Regions from separate parts of the Homo sapiens genome. Here region 1 is linked to region 2. A link is a contact called in ENCODE Hi-C or POLR2A ChIA-PET data. All regions are on one chromosome and are shown on one strand. The core of a region is the stretch at or near the end of the contact, and the rest is flanking DNA. Distances in the headings are between cores, read along the strand shown. Region 1 has its middle 32 kb from the start of LPP-AS2. Region 2 has its middle 56 kb from the start of LINC01991.

The links. A loop is a pair of places that touch in the nucleus more often than their neighbours do. ChIA-PET counts read pairs that join two places held with the same protein, here RNA polymerase II (POLR2A). Pooled maps may share reads with other maps.
Region 1: a pooled map shows a loop between it and region 2 (7-fold over the local background). The contact joins two enhancer-like sites. A Hi-C loop is called at or near these places in 8 of 50 pooled maps. POLR2A ChIA-PET finds 5 or more read pairs at or near these places in 3 of 52 experiments (AG04449, OCI-LY7 and Panc1).

Annotation. Positions count from the first base shown.
Region 1 is chr3:188,117,968-188,125,317 of GRCh38, reverse strand. No RefSeq gene overlaps it. Among named protein-coding and RNA genes, the nearest start is that of LPP-AS2, 32 kb to the left of the region's middle. Within about 2 kb of position 2,002, at least 3 of the 41 ENCODE cell types and tissues checked have a DNase peak (open chromatin) inside an H3K27ac peak, as active enhancers do; they include OCI-LY7, where a contact is called at or near this core.
Region 2 is chr3:187,916,821-187,924,157 of GRCh38, reverse strand. No RefSeq gene overlaps it. Among named protein-coding and RNA genes, the nearest start is that of LINC01991, 56 kb to the left of the region's middle. RefSeq lists an enhancer at 4,721-4,900. Within about 2 kb of position 4,642, at least 7 of the 41 ENCODE cell types and tissues checked have a DNase peak (open chromatin) inside an H3K27ac peak, as active enhancers do; they include OCI-LY7, where a contact is called at or near this core.

The DNA of each region.
Region 1 (7,350 bases), core at 753-3,252, 200 kb before region 2:
CTAAAGAATCAAAGTCCTAGGAGGAAGTACAGGATTGGCCAACCTCAGGTCATGTGTTTCAGACTGGGCAAATGTACAGGTCAGGAGTCTTGCTCTGTCACCAGGCTGGAGTGCAGTGGCACAATCTCAGCTCACTGCAATTTCTGCCTCCTGGGTTCAAGTGATTCCCCTGCCTCAGCTCCTGAGGAGCTGGGACTACAGGCGCACACCGCCACACCTGGATAATTTTTTGTATTTTAGTAGAGACGGGATTTCACCATGTTGGCCAGGATGGTCTCGATCTCCTGACCTTGTGATCTGTCCACCTCAGCCTCCCAACATGCTGGGATTACAGGCATGAGCCACCACGCCCAACCCAGCCCTTCTTTTTCTAAAGGAGTAGCCATAAAGACTTTGCCAGTGAACCCTCTGAGTGCATCCACAGATGGCTCACTGTTTTGTAACCTAAAAGTGCCTGTGCAGACTACGTGCCCATGGCCTGCCTCTGGGACAGATACATAGTTGTTTTCCAGAAGACTGTTTTGGAAAGATGAAGAAATGAATTCTGCCATCAAATCCAGTTGTATCTTTCAGCTTGTTAATGCCACATAGAGCTTTATGCTTCTATTACCTGCACTAAAACACACCAGTGTCACTTAGTGAACTTTTTAATTGGCTTTTTAAAATAGTAATGTAATCAGGCTCCTCATGCACAAAAATCTGCAGACGGGCTGAAAGGGAAAATGTGAATCACAGTTTAAATACATGCTTTTCGACTGCTTTGTAAGACAAACAGATGTATTAATTAGCACATACTTTAGGGTATGTTATATACTTAAATGGAGGAAAGCGAACAGAATATCATCTCACCAGAGGCAATAAAGATTTGAGCTCTGACCCTAGAAACAAAATGGCATCTTGTTTTCAGAAATGCCTAGCTGTGAGAACAATGAGTCAGGGGCTTAGAGGAATGATCTCTGGATTTATGTAACAAGAAGGCTCTTGTTCAAGTGGTATATAAGAACTAGACCACAGCCTTAGTAATGTGGGGAAAGCCTTTTAAAGTAGATCCATATGAAGAAATTCAGTAGTCACAGAGCTAAGACATTTTCAAAGGTCTTTAGTAACAAAATTGTGCTAATGCCCAGGACTTAAGAATAAAAAGATTTAGACTGAAGGTAGAGGTGAGTCCTTGGTGTGCATTGTATTATGCTAAGTGTTATTGAAATAATTTAAAAAATGGCAGGGTCTGTACCATGTAGGAGATGACATTGAAGGGATCACATGGACATAATTATGGATTTAATGCAGCATATTTTTTAATGAGAAATTAGTGTTTTGTTTTTTTTTAACTGAAAGATCAAAAGAACTCTTTTCCTTAGAAGGAAGAAAATGTGATTCTTCCTTTTCTTGACCTTTTATGGCATTCATTCTTGCCCACCTTGGGCAGTTATTTTTGTATAGGTCTTGTCTTACTGGACTTCAAGAATGAGATAAAGGAAAAAGGACTATGTCTCATTTCTTTCTACTCCATCCCACACATAATGCTTCCCTAGTACACAGAGAATTCTCTGTATGTGTGTGCTGAATGAATGAATCATCAAAGTCAGTAAAGAAGACATAGGGCTCCTTCAAGTCCAGAAAGAATCTTCCCGTATCACTTTAGACGAAACTGTGTGAACTTGGCAAGTAAATGCACCTCTCTGGGGCTTCCCAGTAAAATGAAATGATGAAATGTTGGTAAAATAGGGAATGGTAAATTGGTTTCAACTTACATGCCTACTCAGTCAATTTCTCTGGACTCTAAGTCTGGATGCTCTTTTTGGCCGGATTGCACACTTCTGATATGAGAAGGCACGACCTTGCCTGGTGGGAAAGAAAGTGGCATATGGGAGCATTGTGTCTATGTCCTGCTCATCTGTAGGTTGCTGTATCTACGTTGTTTTAGAGAATGAGGAAGGAAATGACTTGTGAAAGTACAACATTAACAGAATGCAAACATTGTGACAGTCTTCACCTGACCTTTGATGTAGATATTTTCTTACCCTTTAGAAGATTTCCTAAAAGAAAAGCCATGTTTATCCAGTGCTCAGGTGACACTGAGCAGAGTAGGCTGTGGTATACGCTGGATTTCCAAATGCAGGCTGATGGAACCTCATGCTTTCACTGATAAGAACCACCTAAAATGCTTGTTTTAGGTATGGCTTCCTGAGTCCCACCCTACAATAAATTAATTAAAATCTTGAGACTAGGGTTCAGGAGGAATATTTATGCTAAGAAAATTTTCCAAGATGATTCTGACATGAAGCCAAAATTGGAAAGCACTGTTTTTCATGGCTGAATCATAGTCCAAAAGTATCTGAACAGGGTGAAACAAACATGATGAAATGTCAGAGACAAATGTAAATCCCTTAACTTTACAATAACAAGAACTGGGAAAACCTAGGCCGACAGCAGCATGTGTAATACAACTGCAGCTTCAATATTTGGTTGCCTGTAAGCTCTGGCTGAGCCAACTCTGAGATACAGCTTACCAAAACAGCGACAGTGGTGTTAGGCTGAAGGCATAGGAATATAATGACGAAGCAAAAGACAGCTCTCTTTCCTATTCTGTAGTTTCAGAAGACAGCTGCATTGTGTTCTTGATTTAGTAGGGGTAATTGTTATTTTTAGTAGCAATATAGAGTAGCTGTAGTAGTAATAACAATCCTTTATGCAGCACTTCATTATTTATAAGTTTATATTCAACATTTTATCCGCCCTAAATAAAAACTTCAATTTAGCTGTGTTATGCAATAGAGCCCATTGGTGGACACACTACTCAAACCTACATCTTTTATCCCCCAAGTCTCATGTCGTGTTTGGCAATGTGGAGAATTTACAGGCCAGGAGAGTAAGATAGCCGAAAACCATGCCATCAGAAAAAACAGAGTTCCTTACCCAGAAGAAGACTTCATAAGGCCTTGCCTGTTGTCACCGAAGGCCTGGTGGGTTTCCACAGGGAAGAGAGGGCAGACTTGTCACAGGAGGCCTCAGAGGACAGAACTTGACCAATGGTAAAAGTTACAGGGAGACATACCTTGGCCCACACCTTGACCCAAAATATTTCTTAATCATCAAAGTCCCCGAAAGATGAAACAGGCTACCTATAGGGAGATTTTGGAAAACTATGTACTAGGAATGGATGGGGAAGAATTTGGGGTGGGTGACTTCAGAGGTCTTAGAAGGGACCCTGAGTTGTGCAACCTGGGCCCATGCAACCTTCTGATGATTAGGGCTGCTGAAACAGCAGGGCTGAAGGCAGGAGTAGTGGGATAGAATGGCCTCAGGTGTGGGAAGCTGCCACTCTGCACCCAAGTGACTGAGAGCTTCACCTGTTTGCCCTGTGACCTGCACTGGAGAACCTCATACTTTAGCCTTAGCTAGCACATTGGGAGCAACCTGATATCCTGTATGCTTTGGGGAACCGCAGCCTTTCTCCTTTTACATGTGTTTAGTGAGCCTTGATTTAGTCGTAGAATTACAGATTTCTAGAGCTTAGAGCCAACTCAAAGACCACTTAGAGGTCATTTGGCCCAACCTGGCCACATTATAGACAGGGAAACAGACAGTTAAATCTGTGACTTAAATTATAAACACCATTAAAAATTAGAGTTAGAGGCCAGGCACAGTGGCTCGCACCTGTAATCCCAGAACTTTGGGATGCCAAGGTGGGAGGATAACTTGAGGCCAGGAGTTCTTGACCAGCCTGGCCAACATGGTGAAACCCCATCTCTACTAAAAATAAAAAACATAGTCAGATGTGGTGGAACATGCCTGTAATCCCAGCTACTTGTGGGAGGCTGAGGCATGAGAATTGCTTGAACCCAGGAGGCGGAGGTTGCAGTGAGCTGAGATCGTGCCACTGCACTCCAGCCTGGGCAATAGAGCAAGACTGTCTCAAAAAAACAAACAAACAAAAAACAAATAGAGTTACAAGAGAACCTCAGGCCATGCCCCATCTGGCCACACCCCTTCATTTTCCTGAGAAAAGGAGTGATTAACTAAGATCACTAAATGAGAGATGGCATGGCCAAGACTGTAGCCCCGTCCCTTGTCTCTCAGTGTGATGTTCCTACTGCTGACACGTTTCATCTCCTCTTTTCCACTGAGGACCTGTTCCTTCTGTCTCTTCCACTAGGGAAAATACCCTCTGCTTTGGGATGCAGGGAGGCTGGAGCTGAGCTCACAGGGGGCCAAATCTGTCCCTCTATGCCACAGTGCCACCTTCTCTGTGAGCCTGGCCTCAAGAGAGTGTGCAGCACTGCTGTGACTGTGGATGCAAAGAATCCTCCAAGCACGCAGCATAACAGAGGTGTTTTATAAGCTGCAACTCACACCGCTAAACGAACACACTAAACATTATTCCAGGTAATTCTACATGCTAATTCCTCCCTGAATTATTTTCATGTGTGTATTTGTGCGCTTGAGCCCAGAGTTAGTATTATGGGTGGAAAATAGAATGTAACTTTATAGTAGTGAATTTTTTAATGAGGTGAGGGGATAAACAGTGTTTAGCAATTTTCTTCTCCTTCTTTCCTCCCTTCCACTTTTGCTCTCTCCTTTCCTTTTTTCTCATCTTCCTTCCTTTCCTCCTGAATTCTCCAACTCAGGGCTGCAAGTATTCATCAACTGAAGAACGAATGTCCACCCTCTAAGAGCTTGTGCATATAGCCGCAATGCGAGGATGACTTACTCTCTTTCAGCTTTTTTGCCCGTCTCAGAACACAACTTTCTTTGTGAAAGTCTATACCCAAAGACAGTGCAAAATCCCTCTTAAGTCTGACTAACACCCTCATTTGTTAGGAAATTCTTATCTCTGCAAGGCCCAGCATTTGTAGTAACAAATACTAGAGGGTACCAAATACTTTTCCTGTCTACTTCAAAGTTCTTCTTTGTGATTGCTCACCGCTCTTTGAGAAATTTTCCTTTCTCACTGGAATTCTCCACCGAGTACTCTACCCCAAGGTGAATTTTTCTAGTGAGGAAATGTGATCTTGAAAAAAAAAATCATGACTCTGTTTGCCATTTTTAGAAGGCAAAATTTTATCAAACAAGAAGACCCAATCCACTAATATTTAATTGCCCCCAGGAAGTGTCTCTCTGGGATAAAAACTAATTTCCCCAAATGTACTTGAGAAAAAAAAAAAGTTTGGAAACTAGTGATGTCACCTGCTGAGAGATTGAAATGAATGTAAAGAGCAGGGGCCACCTGGGGACAGAAGACCTGGGCTCATCTCCCATTTCCTGTCCTTCTGACATATTTTGCCAGGTCGGCCACTTTTAAGCCATGTGGCTTCGAGCAAGTGACTTAGCCTGTTTGTACCTCTGGGACATGGGGACAATACAGCTACGTACCTCATAAGTTTGTTTTAATGAATAAATAATGGTGAAAGAAGAGCTGAAATTTACTGGATCTTCCCTAGTAACAGAAGAGCAGAAACATGGTTCTGGAGGCTGGAAGCGGGCCATGTCCACATCAGGCACTTGCAAAGAGCAAGGGGCAGCAGGATGTTGGGACTGGCCAGACCTGCTCACGGAGGGCTGGGAACAACAGGTGACTGAGGATGCATCAGAAAGCTGAGATTTGCAGTTCTCAAATGAAGAAGCAGAATTCACAGTGGGAAGTGGAGTGTTGGGTCAAACATTGCTTTGGAAGTTAAACCCTCTAACGAATTACCAGGATTGGAAAGAGCTTCGGCCTGAAAGATAGGAGATCACAACCTTGTCTCAGCATGCTAGGAACTTGCTATTTGACTGTGAACAGGTAACCTCCTCTTTCTAAGACTCAGTTTCCCTGTTGCTTAATAAAAGGAGAGGGGTTGGATTGCTAGATTTTTTCTTCTGGCTCTGATATTCAGTGATTTCTGATTTGTGAACATTTGTTTCAGTGCTTAACAAAAAGAAGAAAGAATATTCTGGATTATAATTAAAAGAAAGAAAGGAAATCCTTATGATTTAATTGAACAGGTGAACTGTGCACCATTTCTAGAAATCCGTTGCAAATGTTTCATAACAGTAGCAGCTTGTTCACCCTTTATGGAATATTTGTAGGAAAGAAGGTACAGATTGTAAGCAGGAAGACACTTGAGAAGTTGAATATCTTTGAATGTCTGATAAGACAAGGAAAAATAGGGCATGACATTTGACGTTAATTTTATTCATTCAATAAACATATGTCAAGTGCATACTGTGAGCCTCTGCACCTGGTCCATGTGAATTCCACCTGATTTGGGTCTTCAAGAAGTCACAGTCTAGTGTAGGAGAAAGGCAAGTAATTTAAAAAAATCCATTTAACAAGACATAATGAAATGAGGGCTGGAGAAAGAAGAGATTAATCCCAACTGCGAGGATTAGGAAAGGCTTCATACAGGGCGACATGTGAACTGGTCCTTAAAATATGAGTAAGGCTTTGACGAACAGGGAATGGGGAGAGGGGGCATTCCAGGCTGAGAGAGTGATGTGAATAAAGGCTTGTAAGTGGGAAATTTGGGTTATTTTTAGGGCATGGAGGTAAGCCATTTCACAGAAACACAGAAGCCTGGGAAATCTCAGAGAAGCAACTAGAAGGGTAGAATTAGTTTGTTTTGATTTTTAGTTACTTTAATGGTAATGGAACTCCCTTATAATTTTTACTGGAGAATCTTACCCAGTATTCATTTGAAGGACAAAGGATTATAAAGTAGGTGCTTGGGAAGATGATGCCAATATTTAATAATCCAGCAAAGTGTGATCTGCAGGTGGGGAGCATACAGCCATATAGAAGTAATAATATTCTTGAGAAATGAATTTTGGTTTTCATATTTTGACTTTTTATTAATAGTAAGAAATCTATTGTAGTTCTCAGAGTGACATATTGGGGACTCGGTCAGCATCATGAGGAACATAGGCAAGTCATTTTGTGTCTTCCAGGCCTTTCTAGATGAGTGACTGGGGGTGGCTGAAGGTGGTTTTTAAAAATAAAGATTTTGTAGACACATATTCAAAGCTGATATGGCCTTGTTACACCTAGACTCTATAACCTTAGCCCCAATCCTCTGCCTGTTGGGTGTCTTAGCTTCTTCCTCAGAAAACTGTGGCAATGCTGCAGTGCCGAGTCACCCTGGGAGGCTGACGGTGGGGTGTGAGGCACACTGGAGCCAGCCTTGGGCTCACTGTATCCCTGCCCTCCTCATTCTCCAAGTAGTGATGCTACTATCTATATCATAGGCTTACACAATTATTAAATAATTACTAAACTATTAAACTATTAAACATGGATACGTAATAAGGCTATAATAAAACTCCAAGAATGTGAGTGACTATGTATGATTATTTAAACACTTAGCCCTG
Region 2 (7,337 bases), core at 3,393-5,892:
CCCCCCAAATCCCCAAGTCCATTGTATCATTCTTATGCCTTTGCACCCTCATAGCTTAGCTCCCACATATCAGTGACAACATACAATATTTGGTTTCCCATTCCTGAGTTACTTCATTTAGAATAATAGTCTCTAATTGCATCCAGGTCATTCTTTGCGATTCAGTGTTTTCATCTGCAAAATGGGATAATAATGTTATCAACCTCACAGACTTTTTATGAATAATATATGTGTCATTATGTACTAAATCTCTTAGAAAAGCTCCTGGATCATAGTAAGTGCTCCAAAATGTTGATCATTACTTTTATTCTTAGCATTTGAGTAAAATTACCCTAAAATTTCTTGCACTCTCAAAAGAGAAATTCTTAATTCATGCAGGAAGACCCATGCTCATTGAATTCCTTTGCACATTACTGTAGAACCTACTCCAGCCTTTGCAGGTGCCCATGCTGTGTAGTTCACAAGTGTGCTCTGGTTTTCTCTCTCTCTACCCCAAAACTTGTCTTTCTCTGTCTCTCAAGCGCGCGCACACACACACACACACACACACACACACACACACACAGTAATTACTCTCTGTAGAAACTGGACTGTTTATCAAAACCCTGGGTGTAGGAGTGTCTCAAATGATTTCTGGAAACTGAAATGATTTCAGAGATACCAGGCATCAAGAATGTGGGTGTATAATACAAACAATAAGCAAGTTCATATCGAAATCTTTACATTTAGGAGAGGTGGGTTTTCCTTTCTGTTGGTTTCTTTTTTTCCAAAAGCATCATCATTTATGTGGTTTGAAAATGATCTTTCCTCTGGAAATTAGACATCGCAACATAGAACATAGAGATGTAGCTGATTAAGTGTATGAAGGGGCCAATAGCTTTTCAGAGAGGCTTCATCCTCTTTCAGGCATGGCAGCCTACAAGAATGAATTTGCTTTGAGTCATACATTTTACATAAACCAAAGAGGTTACCCCTAAGATGAACTGTCTGGCTTATTGTTCCCTACCCCCACAGCATCCCACATACCATCACAGGAAGGCATTAGCAGTTTCAGGACTTGAACTTTCTCTCAAATTTTTCTTTACTTGAACCAAGCAGAGTTGCTACAGTAAAAAATAATTGTCACTGTGTCGAGTGTAGTTAATGGCTGTGGGCATGTTGTCTTTTTAGATGTAAAGATAATGAGATCTTATTTCCCACACACAATGAGTATGGCAATTAGTAGGGAAAAGTTTGCCCTCCTGAATCCAGCCCTGTTTTCCATCTTTCTGTTTATTTTGTGAATAAGGACAAGCAATTGCTAGAGGCTGGCCAGAATTAGGTTTCTCAGAGATCATCTAGTTCACCACATAACTCTTTCATTTTATAGATGTAGAAACTGAAGGCCAAAAGAGAAAGGGACTTGCTTACGGTCACACAGGTGTTAGAACCCAGAACTCCTGCATCACAGTTCAGGATTCCAACAGTAGGAAAAAAGACTTGAACCTATAAGAACTTCTTCAGAAGCACCAATGTGTTCATAAAATAATCAAAGCGTAATGACATGATACAATAATATATGATCTGAAAGGATTATTATGGGAATAAATAATAAGGAAAGTAAAATATTCATGTAAAATCTTAAATCACTGGCCAGGCACAGTGGCTTATGCCTGTAGTCCCTGAACTTTGAAAGGCTGAGGCAGGAGCACCACTCGAAGCCATGAAGAGGTTGAGACCAGCCTGGGCAACAAAGTGAGACTCCATCTCTACCAAAAAAAAAAAAAAAAAAAAAAAAAGCCAGGCATTGTGGCACATAGCTGTAGTTCCAGCAGCTACTATTTGGGAGGCTGAGGTGGAAGGATGGCTTGAGCTCAGGAGTTCGAAGCTGCAGTGAGCTCTGATTGTGCCAGTGCACTCCAGCCTGGGTGACAGAGTAAGACTATGTCTCTAAAACTCAAAAAACCCAAACAGACAAAGAAAAATACTTTAAAGCACCAACTAGATGGCTGACAAAGACTGCAGAACATCTACTCAAGTCAAGGGGAAAATAAGAATTATTTTCTTCTTGCAAATAAAACAGAATTCCCAAGGCCATTTAAAATGTCTGTTTGCCTATATGCCTTATTTTAGCTGAAATTTCCTTTGCATAATTTAGTCCTAGGAAGTTTCATATCATTCTAGAACTAAAGATAATTTGTCTTAGTCTATTAAATAGTTAGCAATCTTCAGCTAAGCACAAGTTGTAGCTGAGGTCAAAAGTAGAAACACTAACTTTCTCTACGGCATTTGTTGATCTAACCCCAGGGTAGGAAGTCTAAACTCTGAGGAGAGGGTTCCCAGTTAAAGAGGTTAATAATATCTTTGTCACCACAAAGACTTGCCCCCTAGAACCATGGAGATTGGAAGAGATGACTGAAAGTTAATTCAGCCAGAAGATATTTTGGGCTCAAAAATGGAAGTACATACTGCTTATGGGACCTTTAAGATATGAATTTGAGACAAGTAGAGTCGCCTGTGAGATTGGGGAAGACACATTTTACACGTGTGGAAGCAGGATCAGCAGGATCAAACTTGTTTGGAGCCCATAGTAGGAAGTTCCCACAAGACAGAGTGTGGTTCAGAACTTTTGAATAATCTGAAGTGTGAAAACATGGAGCCAGGCTGCCTCTGGATGGAGTGAGCACCGCCCCACAGAAGCTGTTCAACAGAGGCTCTGGAAGGGAGGCCAAAGGGGAAGAGTCAAGTTAAGAGTGGCTGCAGATTGGAGAAATCTCCCCTTTGGTTTTCCACACTCCTAAGAGTCTGAGAGTCTAGAATTCCTTTCTCTAAAGAGGAAAGATACTAGAAAAGCCAGGGGAGACAGAATGACAAGAGGCAGGATGCAAAAACCTTGGGCAGCCTCTCTTCTCTCCTCTCATAATCGGGAGAATGATGGGATTCTGCACTCAGGGAAATGAAAGGGCAATAAACTTCCAAGGCAATGAAAGGCGCTGTCTCTAGTCCTGTATTCAGGCAACATGTGGAAGTCCTTGCTTTCAGACAGATTGTGGGGATTTTTTTTAAACACAAAAGCTTCTGTGGCTGAAGTGATGTGATCCAGATTGTGCAGCTGGAATTGCTCAACTTCAGGTGGCCCTGGGTTGGAGGACTACACCGCATGACTTGGTGTGTGCGGCATTGGCACGGTGTGGCGTGGGGTTTGTGGTGCTGGAATGGTGCAAAATTTCTCTTGAAATGTGTGCTGCTGCTTTGAGAGACCAATGGGATCATTAGAGAATGTCCACTGTTTATTAAAATGAACTCCATGGAGTACTAATCTCATAAGATCCGTGTTCTAGGGCCAAGTAAAGAGGAATGTTGTGTATCCATATTTCCTCCCTGTAGATTTACATTCAAAGGCTCTGAGAAGGGCTGTAGCAAAGCAACCTGTTTCATTTGGAATAATCCTGCTTTTTTTTTTTTTTTTTTTTTTGAGACGGAGTCTCGCTCTGTCACCAGGCTGGAGTGCAGTGGCATGATCTTGGCTAACTGCAACCTCCGCTTCCCAGGTTCAAGCAATTCTCATGCCTCAGCCTCCCGAGTAGCTGGGACTATAGGTGTGCCCCACCACACCCAGCTAATTTTTTTGTATTTTTAGTAGAGACGGGGGTTTCACCATGTTGGCCAGGATGCTCTCGATTTCTTGACCTCGTGATCCACCTGCCTCTGCCTCCCAAAGTGCTGGGATTACAGGCATGACCCACCGCACCTGGCCAATCCTTCTTTTTAAAAACTTATTTGATGGTGGTGTCAATTTTTACCTAAAACTACTGTCATCCTGGGAACTGATGCTCCGTGGTGAACACTGTGGTAACACTTTTGGGCAATTCCAAGGATGACACATAGACTCACAAAATGTTAGAACTGAAAGCAACACAGAATTTAATGCCATTCCCCCACTTTTTGAATAAACTAAGCAGAGGCCTGCAAGGGTTATACCAAAGTAATGACCAACAACCATTAACTCTGACCTGCAAGAACTTGAAATTTTAAAATGTCAACAAATGACTGTGTAACATTAGGTCATGGATTATGATGTAATATTATATTATACATAAGGTTAGACAGCAGTTACAAGAATACTGGACTTAGAATCAATAAAGCTGGGGTCTAATCGGAGGCCTCTGGCTCTGTCACTGTCACTGCTTAGGTCCATCTTTCTACTTTTGTTAGTGTTGTGTGCCCCCATCTCTAAAATGGGAAGAATAATGCTTGTGTGGCTGATCTCAAAAGTTCCGGTAAGAATCAAGACAGAACGAATGTGAAAGTGGTTTATAAATTGCACTGTGATATGTAGGAATCTTCCTTCCTCCTAACATATTGATGTTACAGCAGCATCAGGAGGATGTGAGTATTTTCCATTGCTTTTCTCATTGTGAGGGTAGTTTGCATGAATCTGCCACAGACTCCATCTTTCAACCACTTTCACTGTTTAGTGAGGTGACTGGTTACCTCAGCGAGCCCTCAGCAAATCTAGTTACCCCCTTGAGTGGAATGCTGGATCTGTGATCTTACACACACCTGACTAGCAAGGGAAAGCAGAAAGTTATGAGCAAGGTGAAAGTCTCAGCAGATTTTTGGACATTTGACTTCTAGTACTCACAGACACCTATGAAAAAAACAAAGGCTTCCGAATTTTGTGTTGTTAGGACTCAAAAAGAAGAAGAAAAAGAAGAAGAATTCAATAACAGTCATCACCAAAAGACAGAAAGAGAGGAAGACAGAATGTCTGCATTGAGAAAATCTTGGTATCTTATCTCTGGGATGTTATTGATGATCTGAGTATAGTGCAAAATCTTAAGTGAAATGAATTGGTGGTTTCAGTTCCGGATATGGTATGCAAAGAAAAAAAAAATTTGCTCTTTGAAATTCAACGCTTCCTCGTCTGTGCTTCAGGAAGCCACACGCCTGATGTTGAGCGTGGAAACTGACTCATTTCTAGCCCTTTGAGATTAGCCTCTCTAGCCCCCAGACTGTGGGCAGGATCTGGGCCCTAATGGGAAACTAGAATTGGGTCTGTCCAAACCTGGAGGAGAATCAGACACAACCTCATCGGATGCACATCTCTTTTAGGGTACTCAGCCTCCCAGAAGTTTCTGTAGGCAGAGGACCTTCTATACAAACTATCTCCAAAGCTTTTCAACTTGTAATTGGCAGTAGGTAGGTTGCCTGAAGTGGCAAAAAGCAAAAATACAAATACAGTGCTTACCAAGCACTTATCTTCAGAGTCGTGTTAAAGTAAGCTGGCCAACTGCCCCCCACTCCTCCCTTGGTGGAACAACACGTCTCTGACACTTTCAATTTAAAGACTCACATGTGTTTTCTCACCAACAAGCCCTAGGGAGTAACGAAACTTTCTTCTCCTTGACTCTCCCAGCAATCTGTTGATTTGGTGTCAACAGGTATTACAGGTATCTGTGTGTCACTTAGGCATTACATTTATTTAGAAAAGAAAAGTATGTTAGAGACTGGATGTCTCCCCCTGCCCCATTAAACTGACACAGGGAACCCCAGGATGACAGGGAGTTCAGATCTTCTAGAAGTGACCACTCCAAGCTTCAAGCTTGACCCTTTAGACCTTAAATCAGTGGTTTCCAAACTTTTTGCATACCCTCCCAGTAAGAGAAATAAACACTTGAAATGGCTTTTTTGCTTAATTCTGATGGACACATTAAAAAAACAAAGCGTTTGTCTAGAGGTAGTGAGAAGAATGCTGATTTAAATGAGAAGACAATGAGAGGCAAAGTGATGTTGGGGGCGGGGTGGGGAGAACAACTCGAGACTTGGCCTAGGGTCAGAAGATCTGAGTTTACTAACTTAATCTCACTAAGCCTCACTTTCCTCATCTGTAAAGTGTGAATGCTAATTACAAAATGAGATCACATATGTGAAAGCGTTTGCCTTATAAATGGTAAGGGATATGCAAAGGTTCATAGCTATTACTATGTATAAGCTTTTAAATATTAATGATTAATTTGTGTTAGAAATGAAATTTCAGACTTCATCATAGAATAAGGTTTAATCTTTCCGATTTTCTTATCTGCAAAGTTTTTATAAAACATAGTTGTCCGCATTATTGATTTATTTGCATGCCACTTACTTTAAAAAAGGATTTGAAGTAACATATACTGTTAGTCACAGAAATTACAGGATCATTAAAACACAGATGAAAGATTAAGACCTTGTCATGAAAGGACAGCTCGAAGAAAAAAACACAGAATAAGAATAATTTTAATCAAGCATATGATGTGATTTTGAGCTTCCCAGCAGCTTAGACAAGAAAGGAACATGCATTGCATTTCACAGCCCTCTTCCTCTAGTAAAGGAAGAATAGCTATGGATCAAGGGGGACCCAGCCCTTTCTAGCCCTAAACTCCACAAGAAATGTATCATGTGCAACCTTATATAAGAAATATCAAAAATAAATTGGGTGGTATCTTCAAACCGAAATGTAGCAAAGATACTATTCAATCTGACCACTAGGCGAGATTTTCCTTTGTGAATCAGTGCTTGCCTTCCCAGAACTAAACAAACAGCAAGATGATTAATATAAGGAGCAGGCTGCCTTAAAAAAAAAAAAAAAAAAAAAAAAAAAAAAAAAAAAAAACGAAAACAAAAAAACAGAGAGAGAGAGAGAAAGAAAAAGAAACAGAGCAGTGAAAATCAGAATGCCTGCCCCAGCCGGCTGGGGCGTGTCGCTGTCACCATTCATTAGGGGGTGTCAAGAAGGCGAGGCAATACGTGAGGTGCCTTGCACAAGGTCACTTGGTGTCTGTGAAACTGACTCTGCATTCTGAGTTCCTTAATATGATTTTTTAGGTCACAGTGTTCTAGGCAAAGCTCCCTGTTGATGTACATCTCTCATGCAAGATTTAGATCACCTCTTTTCGGGCAGAGCTCCATGGAAACACCGCCCATGATTTCTGAAAAGGAGTCTGATTGGGCCCTGGTGATACCCGGCTGGAGTGGACAGTGATCTCTGCAGTGGACACATTGCTGGACTGTTGGCAAGGCTACAGCTACCAGAATCTAGTCCTTGTAGGCTATTATTATTCTAATGCCATAGTAAATTCCTGTTTATCCAAAATGGCTAGGAAATGGGGCATTCTGAGCAATGGAAAATTCTGGTTCATTGGGTTACCCTCCATATCATTTACTGATTCTTGGTTTCAAAATAAGTAAATTACAACACACTTTGCTAATCACTAAAATGATAGTGGGTATGATTTAAGCTTTTTTTTTTATGATCCATAAGGTACTTCAGGATCTATTAGCACCTAATACCATTGTTAAGATCGCGACTTGTCATTTTCAAG